Linked DNA regions of Homo sapiens: region 2 is linked to region 1. A link is a loop called in an ENCODE intact Hi-C map of the cell type or tissue named here. Cell type or tissue: OCI-LY7. All regions are shown on one strand.

The links. A loop is a pair of places that touch in the nucleus more often than their neighbours do. Peaks named below come from ENCODE experiments on the same cell type or tissue, not always from the same donor. Only the 100,000 strongest peaks of a DNase experiment are listed, where the experiment ranks them.
Region 2: a loop joins it to region 1, with 5 times the contacts of the local background. A loop is called at or near these places in 4 of 110 quality-filtered maps.

What each region holds. Positions count from the first base shown.
Region 1 is chr15:83,205,060-83,213,059 of GRCh38, reverse strand. HDGFL3 (HDGF like 3) reads left to right here and starts at 5,237. Exons shown (of 6, transcript NM_016073.4): 1 at 5,237-5,729. The coding sequence starts at 5,646. RefSeq lists an enhancer at 4,326-4,939 and silencers at 4,800-5,139, 5,530-5,979. In OCI-LY7, a CTCF peak has its summit at 4,740 (motif pointing right); DNase peaks (open chromatin) are centred at 5,089, 5,209 and 5,799; H3K4me3 peaks cover 3,720 bases; H3K27ac peaks cover 1,194 bases.
Region 2 is chr15:82,845,645-82,853,644 of GRCh38, reverse strand. HOMER2 (homer scaffold protein 2) reads left to right here. Exons shown (of 9, transcript NM_004839.4): 7 at 1,393-1,503; 8 at 2,414-2,494; 9 at 3,742-4,662. The coding sequence ends at 3,930. Among named protein-coding and RNA genes, the nearest start is that of WHAMM, 40 kb to the right of the region's middle. RefSeq lists an enhancer at 3,069-3,844. In OCI-LY7, a CTCF peak has its summit at 3,826 (motif pointing left); a DNase peak (open chromatin) is centred at 3,834; H3K27ac peaks cover 36 bases.

The DNA of each region.
Region 1 (8,000 bases):
TTTTTTCCTCTGAGCTTCTGTCTGAATATCTTTCCTTTTGATCCATCTTCCAGATCAGTAGCTCACTTCAGCTGTATCTAATCTGCTATTAAACCCTGCTTCTGTTATTTGTTTCTACATAACAAAACAGCCCCAAATTTTGTGGCTTAAAACAGCTGCCATTATTTACTTGCTCATGGTCTGTGATTTGGGTGAGGCTCAATGATGATAGTTTGTCTCTGCCACATGGTGTTGGCTAGGATAGCTTAACTGAGGTTGGAGGATCCAACATGGTTTTGCTCACATGTCTGGCTTCCAGTCAACAAGAGAGACTGGAAGAGTTGGGGACCGGCTGGGCCTCTCTCTCCTCTCTTTCATTTTTCATTCTCCAAGACCTATCTCTCTCCATGTGCCCCACTCCTCTTCCATACTAGCAAGGTATTTATGATTCTTTACACGGTAGGTCAGCACTTCAAGAGGGTGAAATTAAAGCTCCTAGGCCTCTTCATGTCTAAGCCTCAAACTATCAAAGTATCATGTCTCCCACATTGTTCACTCTACATGGTAGCCCTTCAGACGGTTAGCTATAGATACCCTAGCCTCCTGTAACACTACTTCATTTGGCATAGTTTTGATTCCTTCATTATTCCCCATGGGTCCTAGATCTAGAACAATGATGATACATAACCATACTCAACAAATACTTATTCAATAAATGAATGAATGCTAACTAATAATATAATTGTAATCTAATGCTCCCTTCAGCAGCATATACACTACTATTGAAACAATACTAGCATAAATGGTAGGAAAACTTGCAAAACTCTTCAAGCCTTTAATATCTTCTACATCTTGAACCCCCTCTCTCCAATTATCTAGTAATTCAGTAAAATTACCCAGTTTGCTCCTCAGCCTGCAACACAACAGTGAAGGGGTAAGAATGAAAACAACCTAAACTGAAATAGTCCTTAGGCGCACAGTCTCATGAGAATTCCTAGGACCTAAAGCAATCCCTATTTCCATCCCCAAATAAGGTCCCAGGTAGCTCAAGCAGTGCCTTCCAAGACAATTAACATTTCTGGGGTTATGATTGAGGTGCTATCTGTATCTCTACTTGGTGACCTAAGTGCAGTTGCTGCTGTTACCCATCCCTACTCAGGCAATTCTGGTTGACCCCAACATTTAACCCTGGACCTCTCCCCTCATGGCCCATGTTGACTCTATGGTGCCTTTTACCAACTTAGAACTGCCTCTGATGCTCACACCAACATGGGAGTTGTCTCTCTCACTACAAGTAGTATGTTACAGTTCTTTTATTTGACTCTCAAGAGGGTGTCAATATCTTACAGACCTTTCTCTTTCAAGGAGTGTGAGACCAGTCCCCTGGGATTGGGGTGAAAGACATTTAAGAGATACCTCTAGTGGCAAAAGTAATGGAAATGGACTCTGATGCAAGGCCCAGGGAGCTCTCTTCTAACATGCTGAGTGTGTGTGTGTGTGTGTAACACCAAATTTTCCTGAATCCCTTTCCACAGTTCTTTTCACCACACCATGTAAACAACAAAGATAACAATATCGACTAACATTTAATGAGAATTTACTATGTGCCAGGCACTGTTCTAAGTATCTTATATGTATCACCTCATATATAACTTGGACAAAGGAATAGATTTTAGGCAATTGAAGCATTATGGAATGGGTGAATTTGGGGGCAAGATTTGAAGGAACTGTTAGAGTTTTACTAGAAAGCTAAGTGAAGATATGAAAGGAGAAAGTGACAACAGGATCATGTCAACAATATACATATATGTGTATGATTGAGAAGAGGATGGCAAAAATACATCAAGAAGCCAAAGGCAAGGAGAAGTACTAGCCCGCAGGGATTTGAGGATGCTGAAATAAAAAGTGATCAAAGAAAGTTGGTATTATCACCATTTGTGAATGGATTTCCTTCTATGTTTCAGAAGTAAAATTAATGTATGCTATTTTGATATAGCAAATAGACCAGCTCCTGGGGCCACACTGACTAAAATAAAATACATCAGACTCTTTTAATGGTCCTAATTATATCTCTAAAAAGTTACATATTATCTGTTAAATATTTGAGTAGAGCGTTGTTCTGGAATAGCCACAGCTTAGTCCTTTGCATAAAGTGGAAGAACCAGTCTGAAAGCTCTGTCTGCAGTGAAAGCCACAGGGCAATGCTTCATCCCCCGTCACAATGTGTTGACAAGGTGGTGTGCATCCATCCTGGCTGCAGAGACAGATGGGCTCTTAGCCAAGAGCATTAGGCGATTCCTGATGACCAGCCAGAGGGAGCCCATGTGGGTGTATTATTAAGTCTGACTTGGTTAGATGAAAGATTGAGAGTCAGGCAAATGATGTGTGCTGAGCAAACCTGAAACCAAAGCCTAGATTGGGAGAAATTTCCACCTTCTCAAAATTACCAAACTCCATCAGTTATGCACTCTACTGGCTACTTCTCCTCATTACAAACTAAAATTTCTCCTAGCTTTAAAAACCAGCCAGAAATCACAACAGAATAACTCTCCCTTCATGTTTTTTTAAGAGATGAGGTCTCTGTTGTCCAGGCTGGAGTGCAGTGGTGTGATCACAGCTCACAGCAGCTTCGAACTCCCAGGCTCAAGAAATCCTACAAGCGCACTCCACCATGCCTGGCTCCTTCATCCTTTCTTGCTACTCCTTCTCCACTGCTGGCAATGAGCAATGAGTTGTCTATACTGCCTCCACATTTTCACCTCTTACTCACATCTCAATCCACCACTCTGGTGTCTTCCCAATACCATTCAGTGAAACAGTTCCCAACTGTTTCATCAGTGACTTCTCAATCACCAGGTTTAACAGACTTATCTCCTTCCATATCTCACTTGACCTCCTTGTGGCATCTACCCAGACATTTCCTTCCTTCTGGAAAATCTTTTACTCCTTGGCTCCTATGACACTACGTTCTTCTTCTACCTGACCCTTAGATGTTGGTGTTACCTGGCTCCAAACTTGGGCACTGCTTTTCTCATTCTACAGTTTCCTGGGCATCCTCCGTTATGGTTTCAGTGACCACTTATATACTGATATCACTCAAAAGTCTACATTCTGTCTTGACCACTTTCTCTAAGCTGTGTATTTAGCTGCCCACTAACTAGCTCTCTGGATGGCCCATGGAAATCTCAACACATCCCAAACCACTCAAGATCTCATCTCTAAACCTGCCCATTCTTCATGGATTTCTGCACCTTGGTGAGTGTCAAAACTAATCATCCTGTTGCTCCAACCAGAAACCAGGGAATCAGTTTCTACTCTTCCTCCTTCCTACCCACCTACCACCCAAAGAATCGGCAAGCTCTGTCTCAGCCCTTGTCTTATCTCTCCTGGGGAGAGAATATCAATGCAGGTCCTGCCCCAAGCCTCTCACCCTCAAGTCTAGTCCCATGCTGGCCACCAAAGTAATGTCTAAACCTGAACTGTGATCGCATCCCTCCATTGTTTACTGCCCTCCCCTGGTTGGCTTCCAACTGACAACCTTTCCCCTCTCATTTCTCTCCTCTTCCCTATATCCACCCCGTGCCCACAGGGAGGCTGGACTGTAGGGGCAAGCAGGCAACAGCTAGGGCTTTGACAGCTAGTCAGAGGGATGTGAGTTTGACATATGAGGATACAGAAATCATTCTACAGCTTCATGAGCAATGCGTGACATCATGGCAGCTGCATACGGTAGGTTCTAGGAGAGAGAGATGTTAGCAGATCATCACAACTGAGGCAAAGAGGACCTAGACTCATCTTCCACAGTGAGAAAAGAGGAAAAAAACGAACCTGTAGGACAGGTGAGTACAGGTCAATACCAAAAAAAAAAAAAAAAAAGAAAAATCATGAGATGCAAGTAGTAAGGAAATGCATTAGTAAAGTAATGTAAAAGCACTGCTAACAAAGTAAACAATCCACAGGAAATCTAGAGACTTTAAAGCCCCATCATAGGAAGCCCAGCACCACAGAACAAGAGCAGGAGTTAAAACACACACACACCATTCTACAAGGCCAGAGAGGGGGGCGGATGGTGGGGAAAACTGTAGCTTCTGTAAAAGGGAGAGAGAACAGACACAAATGAGAACTGTCCGTGTGACAAGGTGAGGGCCACAGAAAGCAGCATTTAGGAGCTATGCCAGCTGACCCCTTAAAGGAGGTGGGTTACAGCATGATTAAAGAAGCAGCATTCGTTCATTGGACAGACTCCAAACGATTCCTTGAATTATTCTACTTACTCCTCACAAAAGAGAGTGTTAGGAAGATTCCTACTCTCAAAATGTCTTTGAAAGCAGCCAGCTAGGGAATTTAGAGTAAAATAGTGGTAAATGAACATGTTCTAGAGCTAATGAACTGTATATGTACATACATCTCCAGAAAGGGATGCTAATTTCAAAAACGTTGTCCAAAAGGTTGCCAGGATTGGAAACAAGTGACCGGCCAGTGCAAGTCCTTTTCACAAACACTGCAGGCCTAGAAAACGCACACAGAGAGAAACATAATCGCTTATGGACTTTGGACTCATGTGGATACAGGTTCGAATCCCGTCTGTGCCACTCAGCAAATGAGAAAACCTCCCATGACTCCGATTAAATAGCTCGCCCTAGGTGGGTCACACTGCATTGTTAAGGGCAGACCTGGGGCAAGAATCCAATAAGGTCGCTGACTCCGGAGCGGTGCTCTTTCCGGCAGCTTGGTGCCCAGCAGAGGGTCCCCTCGCGCCGCCGTCCCCCAGGCCTGGAGCGCCTTTGTCCCCCACTCACCAGAGAGCAGCCGCGGAAGTGGCTGGCTGGGGGTAGCCAGGAGAGGGTCGAGTCAGCGGGAGGTGGGCGTGGGAGCGGGGGGCGCGAGTGGGGAGAACCCCCAGAGTGGCACGGACGGGAGGGGAAGGGGGCGGCCGGGTGGTGATTGGCTGGGCTGCGGCAGGCAGCTCCGGGCCAAGAACAAAAGAGAGCAGGCGGCGGGCGTCCTCCGGAGTAGGCACTCCCGCCCGCCCGGCGCGGGCTTCGGTGCTGGGGGAGGACGCGCCCACCGCCCGCCCGCCAGCCGAGAAGCCGGGCTGGCGCGCTCGGTTTCTCCGCGAAAGCCGGCCGTGTACCTAGGAATTAACCGGCCCGCGCGGGAGGGAAGGGGAGGGGAGCGGGAAGCGGGAAGCGGGGCGGGGGGGGGATGCTGAGCGCGCGCGAGAACAATAATAAGATCGTGTTTGCGGTCGCTGCCCGAGAAGGAATTCGGAGCAGACGCGAGGCCCGGCGCTCGCGCCGCGCCCGGGAGCCCGGGAGGGAGACCGGCAGCGGCGGCATGAGGCAGGCGACGCGGCGCTGGTGAGCAGCGCGCGCGGCGGCGGCGGCGGCGGCGGCGGGGACCTTGGCGCGGCCGGACGCGGGCGAGCGCCGAACGGCCGGGGGCTCCCCTCCCCCGCTGCCGGGCCGTGATTTGCCGGGCCTGCTGCGCCCCCCGCCCACCCCTTGCCTCAGCCGCCGCCTCGCCGCTTCCCCTCGTCGGAGCGGCCGCTCGTCCGCCCGGCTTGAGGCCCGCGGGGAGCGCGGCGCAATTCGTCGGCCCGCGGGGGGGCGGCCTCCCGGCATCTTCGCGGCGACCAAGGACTACCAGGAAGGGGAGCGGCTGGGATGGCGCGTCCGCGGCCCCGCGAGTACAAAGCGGGCGACCTGGTCTTCGCCAAGATGAAGGGCTACCCGCACTGGCCGGCCCGGGTGAGTACCGCGGCCGCGCGCGGGCCCGCCCGCCCACCATTTTCCCCTTCATGATGGCGCGCCCGCCCCCTTTCCCCATCGCCTCAGCCCCGAGCCCGCAGCTCGCGGCCGGCTGTGGTGAGGGCTGAGGGCGGCGCGGCACGAAGAAGACCGGGCCGGGGCTGAGGCAAGGGCTCCCGGCCTCGCCCGCACTCCGCCAGGGCGGCCATCCTTCCGCCCACTTTCGAAGGCGGGTCCGGCCCCCGCAGGCCCGACGCTGCCTTCCTCCTGGAAAGCCGGTGCCGACCGGGAAGCCACGCCGCCGGGCAGCGGGCCTGCGACGGAGGCTTCGGCTCCGGGCAGGGTCATTGGTGGATACCCTGGGTCCCGGGCGAACGTCGGGGCAGGTACGGCAGCGGGGTGAGCGGCTGTCCGCGAGCCGGCGAGTGCCGGCGGGCAGTAAATCCTGGAAAGTGGTAGTGGTCATCCAGAGGCCAGCGGGAGCCTCTTGGCAGTCATTCATCCATCTCTTTGCCTTCTAGACTTGTTGAGTTTTCCCTGAGCGCGATTCCCGGTGCCCCGCCTGCCCTATCATTGTCCTGGGGTACGTGCCTCTCTGGTGCCCATCGTTCTTTTAAACCGACCTCTGATAGCCGAGAGCTTGCAGCCTACCTCTGACTGGTGGGTCCAGCAAGCTTCTTGTGCCTTTCCACCTCCATATTTGTTTTAGGTAGAATCTCAAACCTTATTCTTGGCCTCCTGCTACAGTCCACAATAGCTCTCTCTTCCTACATAACAAGGTTGTCGTTGGGCTCTTTTTCTAGAAAGCGTCTGCATGTAATACATAGCATTCACAATTTTTATTAAGCTCTTTGAGGAAGACACACAACACTGCCATGTGTGCTTTGTGTTTTAGAAGAAATCCTTTTTATTTTTATTTTTGTATGGTTGGCAGTTGATTGCTTGAAATAAGAAATCTTGTGAAAAGGAGGGTCAAGGCATTCTAGAGATTATATTGGTATTCTTTAGGAACGGAAACAGTCATGGAGAAAATTGGCATAAATATAGTGTGAGCTCTAAAATGTTGTATTGTAGTCAAGTGAAGATAGCAAGATCAAGAAAAAAAAATACACCCATTCACAAAAGGAAGTGACATCACGAGTGGCCAGACTGAAATTTAGTGAAGTTGAAGTAATGGATGGACATAATCACTTTTTAAATATTTGGTTTGGCATGATTGTCAAATGGAAAGAACACTAGGCCAGGAATTGGGGGACCTGGTGTCTGGTTCAGGCTCTGTTATGGACTAATCATTTCAACTGTCTGCATATCCATTGCTGCAACTATAAAATCATCTCTAGGATCCTTTCCAACACTAACAACCTCAGATATCAAGAGGAAAAAACAGTCTTATTCAGGTTCCAGTAGACTGAAAATAGCTTCGCATCTGAACTGTAGATTGTCCTTAAGATAAGGCAAAGTTTTTAAGGTAGAATAACTGGTTATTTTTTATGCTGTAATACAGTATTGCTTAGAGAGGCAAGATTTGTGACTTTAGGAGTCCCTGAATATATTTGTGACTTCAGAAAATCCCCGAATCTGTTTGCCAAGTAAGAAATGTATAGCTTTAGGGCCATATGTGTATAAACACAGTCAAAGCCAATTAAAGGTTACCGTTACTAGTTGGTCATTTCCTAGTACCATAATGGCTTTTTAAAATCTTCCCTTTGAAAAATATCTTCTGATAGTCAAAAAGAAAATAGACTTAAAATTTCATTAATATGTTGCCTGTACAGGTTGGCCACCTGTAGTAATTTGTGAAACAGAAAAATCCTACGGAAGTGGTCCTAGTTGTATATCTAATTGTACATAAAATTCCTGGAAGTGATAATTCCAAATAAGGCAAAATGGAAAATAAAATGAGGAAACAAAATTAAGTTTTTAGATAAAATAGGTACAAGAAAGAAAAATCTGTATCTATTCACATTTAACGAGCTCCTCAAGAAACAACCTAAGACTCAAAAAAAGAAGTTTTATTTTCTCGTTAGTGGCATGCTGCAATTTCCAAAGGTAAAGGTTAGAAAAAGATTTGAGTCCCCTTTTTTACAGTGCGTATACTTCACATATGTTTTCATTTTTTTCATCCCAATTCTATGAGGCATTATTCCCATCTTACACCTAGGTATAGCTGTGTAGATGATAATGTTATAAAATGCTAACTGGGAAAAAAAGTCTTGCTTATTGAAGTTTCAAATATTATCACTTGATACGAAGGCCATTCATGTGGGCATT
Region 2 (8,000 bases), 360 kb after region 1:
TCCTCCCACTAGAAACACATAGGCTTTGGAGTATGCTCCGTCAGTGCAGGGTTTTAGGGGGACAGGTCCCATTTAGATTGGTGTTCACTCCCCCTTGACCCCCTTTTCTCCCCTGCCCTGCCCGACCTGGAGGGCCCCTGCATCCCAGCCCTCTGTCACACTGTCTTACTTTCATGCTAATGCCACATAAAAGTGTCTCGTGTCATTTTTTCATCTTGGTGCTGACGGTTGGGCACCAGGCCAATTGCTGACTTTGCACGTTCCCACCCGAGGCCTGGCAGATCTGCCTGCCAGAGGGATCGATTGCCCTTTCTTGCATTTTCAAGAAAAGAGCTGAGTTTCTCACTTTGGTCTCAGTCTGATAGCCAGCAGCAGTGCGGGGGGAGTGGAGGAAGAGCATCACGCACAACTCGCTCCCTTGGAGGCGTGTCGACCTCCCTGAGTCGACATCTCACAAGCTTGCCTCCCAGGGTTGGAGGCGGAAGTTGGTGTGGTTTCCAGCAGCAGCAGGGGCTGGGAGTTCAGACCCCAAGGCTTGGTGCAGCCTGCCTCTGGGAAGTGTCCTCGGTGCCCTTCATGTCAAGGACTGCTGCTGCCTGTTCGGGGGGACTTCACTACAGTGCTTTTGTGTTGCATGTGGGGTCCACGCCTGCTGTCCACTCTGCACACACATTTTGGCCCCCAGCATTCAATGGCAGTGTGAGAGTGCCAAGCCCTTGCACCCCTGTTCCACACAGGTAACTGTTTTGAGGGGTCAGCCTTGGAAAGGGAAAGATGCGGTGTAGGGATTTGCCATTCAGCCTTGGGGAAGAGGCCCACAGGCCAGGCCCCTTCCACGTGCATTCCCAGGGGAAGGTCACCTTGATTTATAATATTCGAAATGTCATTGCTTCCCTTTTCGGCAGCCACTGTACCATGAGGTTGCTTGATTTTTCTACCCTGCTGGCTTAAACCCTTGAGATGAAACAGAATAATGCAGGACGTGATTACAGTGGTGTAACAGTCATTCTGGAGAAAAGCAGATCAATTCAGGGGACACTTGGCCCTTGCTTGTGATGGATCCTTAAAGCAAATCTGAATCTACTTCTTCACGGCCATGAGAGGAAACCAGAAGCCCAGAGCATCTTGAAGGCAGGCTTTATTACTTATTTGGCTCTGCTGGTAAGATGCCTCTGGTAAGGCATCATGTGCAAAGCAGGTCCCATGCAAGCGGTGCAGGCAGCCCCATGATGGAGCTGCATGGGGTTTGTTCATAGCCACAAAGAAAATCTTATAAGTGGATTAGTTTAGGGTTTATTTTAAAAGAAAAGAGAAGCATAGCTGTGGTGATCTCTTGCTTAATGACTAATGTTAAGCTGGCGTCCCTGCTTTCCTGTGTGGTGTGTATTGAAGATTGATGAGCTGGAAGAACAATGCAGTGAGATCAACAGAGAGAAGGAGAAGAACACGCAGCTGAAGAGGAGGATCGAGGAGCTGGAGGCAGAGCTCCGAGAAAAGGAGACAGTGAGTAATGGTGCTCCGAGCAGGGCCCCTTGGCGTCCTCTTGGCCTTGCGGGGTGGCACACAGCAGGTGTCTTGGGGCCTATGACTGGCCCTGGCAGCTGCCTGGATAGCAGCACGGAGAGAGAGCTGGGAGCCACAGCAAGGTGCAGACAGGCTGGAGCAAAGGCCTCCCCATGACCTCTGCCGCCTCCCTGTTACCCCTGTTCTATAGCTGGTCGTGCAGATCCACAAGGGAGCTGAACATTTCACAAGACACTCAGATGCGTTTGTCATCTGTCCTCAGAAGTTGAGTTTTGCTGCCAAATTAATGCCGCTAGAGACCCATGATGTAACCACTTATTTTCTTTTTTAAAAAAATTTAAAATGTATTTATTTTATTTAAGATGGAGTCTCATTATGTTGCCCAGGCTGGTCTTGAACTGGGCTGAAGCATTCCGCCCACCTCAGCCTCCTGTGTAGCTGGGACTATAGACACACGCCATGAGAGCACCACACACACGTGCCCACCACACCGCAGCCCAGCTCCCGGCGCCAGCCACCTGCACTCACTGCCACCATGCCTGGCCTACAGTCATTTATTTTCTAGGGGGCAGACAGTTAAGTGCACACATGTTGGAGGCCGTGCTCATGTTACCAAACTCCCTAGGCCTCACTTTCTCCACTTATAAAACAGAAATCGGAAAAACATCTGCCTTGTGGTGGTGTGTACAGACTTCACGTGACAAGGCGTGTGACACACTTCACCCTTGAAATTCCCTGAGATGAAGTATTCGCATGGTCACTATCACTGTCTATGCAAACAGGACAGGGTCCCAAAGCTGCTTCCACGAGCGTGCACACATTGGTGATTTTCAAGAATATATTTTATCTGACTTGCTTTCATGTTCTATCTCAAATTTTTTTCATGTAGGAGCTGAAAGATCTCCGAAAACAAAGTGAAATCATACCTCAGCTCATGTCAGAGTGCGAATATGTCTCTGAGAAGCTAGAGGTACGTGGGTTGGGGGCACAGCCATCCTGGCTCAGACAAGAAGGCACAAATGTCATGGTACTCATTTTCCTGCTTCCTATCACTTTCACACTGAGAATGCTGAAGGAGAGATTTTCTATTCACAAAAAGCTGGCAGTGACTGCACGCCAGATGGCACCGCATCCACCCCTGCCCCCGGGGCAGACTCAGCAACGTTTGTCTTTTGGTTTTGCAAGTTCTATGAAGGCCCCTGTGCATCACCACAGTGTAGACGACTGTTTCCTTGCAGATCCCTGGTGGGGGTGAGGAGCGGGGGGGCGGCCTGAGAGCCCAGGGTCAGGGTGTGGGGCCACTTCAGCCACTCCCCTGCCAGTGGCCTTGGGCACTGACCTTGGGCAGGCCTTCCTCCCTATCCTCAGATTTCTGATCACTAAAATGAGGATTTTCAGGGCTTCCTCCACCTCGGAGCGCCTCTTCCCTGCAGGTCCTCTGATATGCACACGGCGCTTCATGTAGTTACATGACCCTGGAATTGGTAACTGCTTCCTGTGCACATGTTCAGAAAGGTCTCTGTTTATTCCCTCAACATAAAGCTCTTATTTGATATGAAGAGTTAAAGGCTTATGGCTCATTTAAGGACTCACAGCTGTCCTGTCTTTGGGAACCTGCTTGTGATTTACCTAGATGTGCCTCTGTAGGCTTGTGGGGCCCAGCGCCACAGAACATCTCCATGGTAACAGCATCAGAGGGTGCACAGACTGGCTGTCCCTGAGTCATTGGCATGGCCAGTCCTTCCTCTCTGAGGGCCAGAGGCTGGCCTGGGGCTGAGGAGGCCACGCCTCTCTGTGGGACCAGGGGAACGAGCCACTCTCCCATCTGTTCTGTCTCTCAGGATGGAACTGAAATGTGGTCTCTGCTAGCCACTCAGACAGGGATTTCAGACTTTCCCTGCTGGGCCCTGTGTGAGGTCTCCCTCAGGCAGGACTCTGCGTTCTGCCTGCTTTGTTGGGTCTTGGGTTTTCAGGCTGGGTGTTGGTCCCTCTGTGGGAGAGCAGGCAGGAAAGGAGGAGGTCACTGAAGTGCCTGCTGCTTCCCTTCTGATGTCTTGGTCACAGGCTTGTGTGCTGGGGTAGCATGTCTCTAGGCAGCTTAAGCCCTGGCCCAGGCCCTCAGATTGGATGGAGAATGGTTGGTTCAGCTGTAGCAGGTTTTGAAGGATGACTCTCGTCACTCAGTTTTCTAGACCCTTCTCCCTTTTGCTTGGCCAGGCGGCAGAGAGAGACAATCAAAACCTGGAAGACAAAGTGCGTTCCTTAAAGACAGACATTGAGGAGAGCAAATACCGACAGCGCCACCTGAAGGTGGAGTTGAAGAGCTTCCTGGAGGTGCTGGACGGGAAGATTGACGACCTGCATGACTTCCGCCGAGGGCTCTCCAAGCTGGGCACCGATAACTAGGGCTGGCCGAGGCCCAGGCCCCGCCCGTGAGTCCCAAGCGTGTGTGCGAGACCAGATAGCTCTAGGACGTTCTTCTGTGTGCATTGCTTCTGTAAATGCAGGCGCAGTTTGTCGTGTTTCCAAACCAGTTGTGCCGTCCACTCACTCCTTTTCAGAATAGAAATCTCCTCTCGCTTCTCTGGCCTTGTGAGGTTGTGGACAACTGGAAGATTCTGACTCAGGAATCCAGAACTAGGTCTACCTTCAACATTTATGCAGTCAGGGCAGGGATGTTTATATCTTTCATAAGGGCTGTTGCAACCATATGAACTGAAAAAACACGCATTTTGTAATCCAAATATTGATATTCTTTACACCAAGCCATCAGGCTCCTTTTATCAAATAGCATTCAGAGTATTTGAATGTCCACCAGACACCAGCCCCGGGGGGCACAGAGAGAACAACATTCCTCTCTGTCAACATCGAGAGGCTTTAAAACAACTGTTTAGTGGAAACTTTCTGAGAGATGGAAAACAAGCTTCTGGTGGGTGCATTTTCTGGCCCGGAGTTGCCTGCATCCACGCTACTGCCCCCTGCCCCCCGCCCCCCCAGTTTGTACGGTTGCAACAGTGTTCCTTTTCTTGGTTTTAATTTCTGAGCAGATGATTGTGCTGTGGGAACAGCACACAGTGAGGGTGCCTAGCACAATGTCTGGCACAAAGTAGGTGCTTAATAAATATTTGTTCAATTAAATGTGTACACAGAATTTAGTGTTTTAATCAAACCCCACAGCAGAGCTGGGACCCTGTCGAATGATGCACCATCTTTGCTGTGCTGGGTAGTTAACAGACATGAATACCACTGTCTGGTCAAACCCAAGCTGGGGCTCGGGTGGCCCTGGGGCAGGGAGGGAGAAGGGGAAGCAGCAGGAGCTGGTCTCAGGCCCCTGGAGCCCATCCGTGATGCTCTGCCCCTGGGGCTCTCCAGACCCTCGAATCACCTTCTCCCCTAGGAATGGTGACCCAGGGATTCCAGGTATAGGGGCTGCCCAGGGCTTGGTACCTAGGGTAGGATTGTCTTATGGGTCTGGACAGCTGGGAAGAAATCACAGGCATTTCGGGGGGAGAGAGCAGCTCAGCTGACAAGCCTTGGCCCTCATGACAGAGGTGTTCCACCCAGCTCTGCGTCCTGCCTTTTTCAGTTTCTCCTAGGGAAGGGACTGCAGCCATAAACCTCTCCTCTCTCACAGAGCTGCTCAGTGGGGCCAGCGGGCCTGTGGGTGCTGTTGGCATCCTGCCCTGGGAGATTGCCCGTGTGTGGCAATAATGGCTTGAATCCCTGGCCCCACACATCTCTAAATGCCTTGAGCAGGGGGGAGGCTTTGGTGCCCCCTCACCCCTTTGAGAACCACCTAAGAGGACTACTCCTTCTAGAAACCTTCTCCCATGGACGTGGTTAGACTTTCTCCCTGCTGAATTTGGATTAATGAGCAAACAACCCGAGGAAGGAGGGAGATGGGGTCCGAACCCAGGTGCCCTGGGCCCCAAGGTGAACACGAGTCCTCCTGCTCTCCTTCCCTTCCCCTCACGGAGACGCCTCTCTGAGCTGGGGAGTCTTGTTTGGGATGTGGATGGAAGGGAAGGCTGGGCATCTGGAGCACCAAGGCACTTTTAGAGGAGCTCCCGCAAGGTGAGTGGGGGCTTTGGTTGAGTACATAGGGCTTTTGGCAGACAGGAAGTGGAAAGCGTGGCCAGCCATCTTTGTGATTCGGGGTAGTCTGCTGCTGGCCCTTCCCTTTCCCCAGAGCTCCAGACGGCTCTCAGGACAGTTGGTAGCAGCTCCCTCCTGGCTGCACCAGGAGACCAGAGAGCCGAGCTGGCTATGAGTCAGCCCCGTGGCCCAGCAGCGGGATAAGGGGATTCTCAAGCCAGCCTGGTCTGCCCAGCAGCAGGCTGGGTGTGTGGCTGCCTGGGAGCAGTGGACACTGGGTTCCAAACACCTTCCGCTGGGGTCTTCAGATGACCTCTGCCTTTATCAGGTGACTTATGAATCTAGAAAGAGCCCGCTTGACTGACAAGAGAATGCTCAGGTGACATGCATAGAATAGTTACTGAAGCCACTTGTACATTCTGATAGCAGTGACTTTAGAAAACTCCAGAAGTGGAGGTGTAGAAAATGTTGGAAGAGCCATTTCCACAGTGGGCTGCTGTGCAGTTGAGACCCATGATCCCAGTTCACCAAGCACTGAAGAGTGTGGTGAGCATCCTGTGGGCAGCAGGTGAGGAACTTGGATTCCTCCTGCTGTGTGTCCAGCTCTACAGCTGTTGCAACCCTGGAGCTAAGAGTAGTAAGGACTCCCTTAAAGGGAAAGGTAAGTTGGGCTTGGCCGTGAAAGCACAACAGCTTTTACAAAAGCACTGAACTTTCCATTCCTTCTGCTTTTCTCTGAAGATCTCAGTGTCTTTTCATTTACTTTCTTTTAAAATAGTGGCCCTGGAGCAACCTGGACGGTGTTCCCTTGAGCTGGTGTGACGTGCCCTCGTTTATTCTGACATCCAGCCCAGTCTCAGTACTGTTGTCATAACCTTACGCCAGACTCAGGCAGAATGTAAGCCATTCACTCGTGAGCATCGCAGCCGCTTGTGCTGCCTGGAAGCTGCAGGGCCAGGACTGCATTTTCAGTTTGCAATTGAGGTCTCCTGATTTTGGTGTTTCCAAGACTGGCTGCTATACCTTGATAAGCTTTCCTTCTGCCTCCATGAAACCTGGTGTCTAAAAAAGATCAACTAAAACTTGGAACCCTTTAACCAAGAGGACCTTTAAAAATAACCTTTCATTCCAGTCAAGACCCAGCTGGATGCATTTTAAAGTTGGGAGTGGCGAGGAAGCCTTCCTAGTGCCGCCCGGGGAATGTAAAACCACCAGAGCAACAGGTTGGGACAGTATGGTCAGGCCTTGGAGGGAAAGAGAACCAGTATCCACACAAGACCTCGAACTTGTGTGGCCCCTCAGTTTCATCTCTCCTGCCTGCCATCACATTAGACTTTAATTGGGTGAGAGAACAGGGCAGAGACTGTCACCTGCATTTTGCAGATGGGAAGTAGAGACAGAGAAAGTGACACGCCCAGGGTCACCCAGCGGTGACCAGCAGCGTGGACTCTGCATCCAGGTCTCCTGGACCTTGATGCAGTATCTTTTGAGACATGCCACTCTAGTCCCTTTGGTGACCCGTGGGTGCCAAGAGAAAATAATTCTTATATCCTGATAAGAGCATATTACAATTATATTATTTCAATATGTGTCCACAGCAAAGGACAGTTTACAAAAATGTGAATCCGAATGACATTTAGGAATGTTTGTTATAAATGATAAGTTCCACTTTGGAATGATTCTGGTTTTGCAGGAATCTTTCCAAGAAAGTTGGTTAAAATGATGTCTCTGCCTGTGAGGCCAGTTCTATGGAAAACAAACACACCCTGAGTTCTTTATTGATGGCTTTAGTGGAGGCAGAGCAGTATGTTCAAAACAAGTGGGAGGCCCTGAGATCGCAGGAATGGAAACAGAGTTCTGGCTGGGGGTGGCCTGTCCACTGCCCGCCCCTTCCTGGAGATGCACTCCTTTCTGGCTTTCTGGGGAGGGAGCAGCCTTGCTCAGTGGTGGGAGCAGCTTGAACGGGACCTGATCAACACCCAGGAAGACTGTGCACAGAGGGCAGTTGGTCTCCAGCCTGCAGGCTCCATGAGCACAGCCTTGATGGTGGTGGGCAGGCGCCTGCCTGCTGTGGACTACATTTGATGCAAAACATCAAGTAAAGGGTGGAGCGTAATACAGTGAATATGCCTCCCAGAAACATCATGCTCTGCCTATTTTAACAGGGCTCTTTTTCTTTAGAAAAGTCTCCTTCTCTATAGAAACCAGGGACAATTTTGGATGAGAGCCAACCACAGGACGCGCTGGGGACGTTATGGTGGGACCTCACATGTGGCCAGGTGCACCTTTGGGAAGAAGGCAGACGTGATGTGACTTAGCACAGGCACTCAAAAGAGGCAGCCACTGGTCTTTGCTAATATCCAGAAGTGGATTGTTTGTTC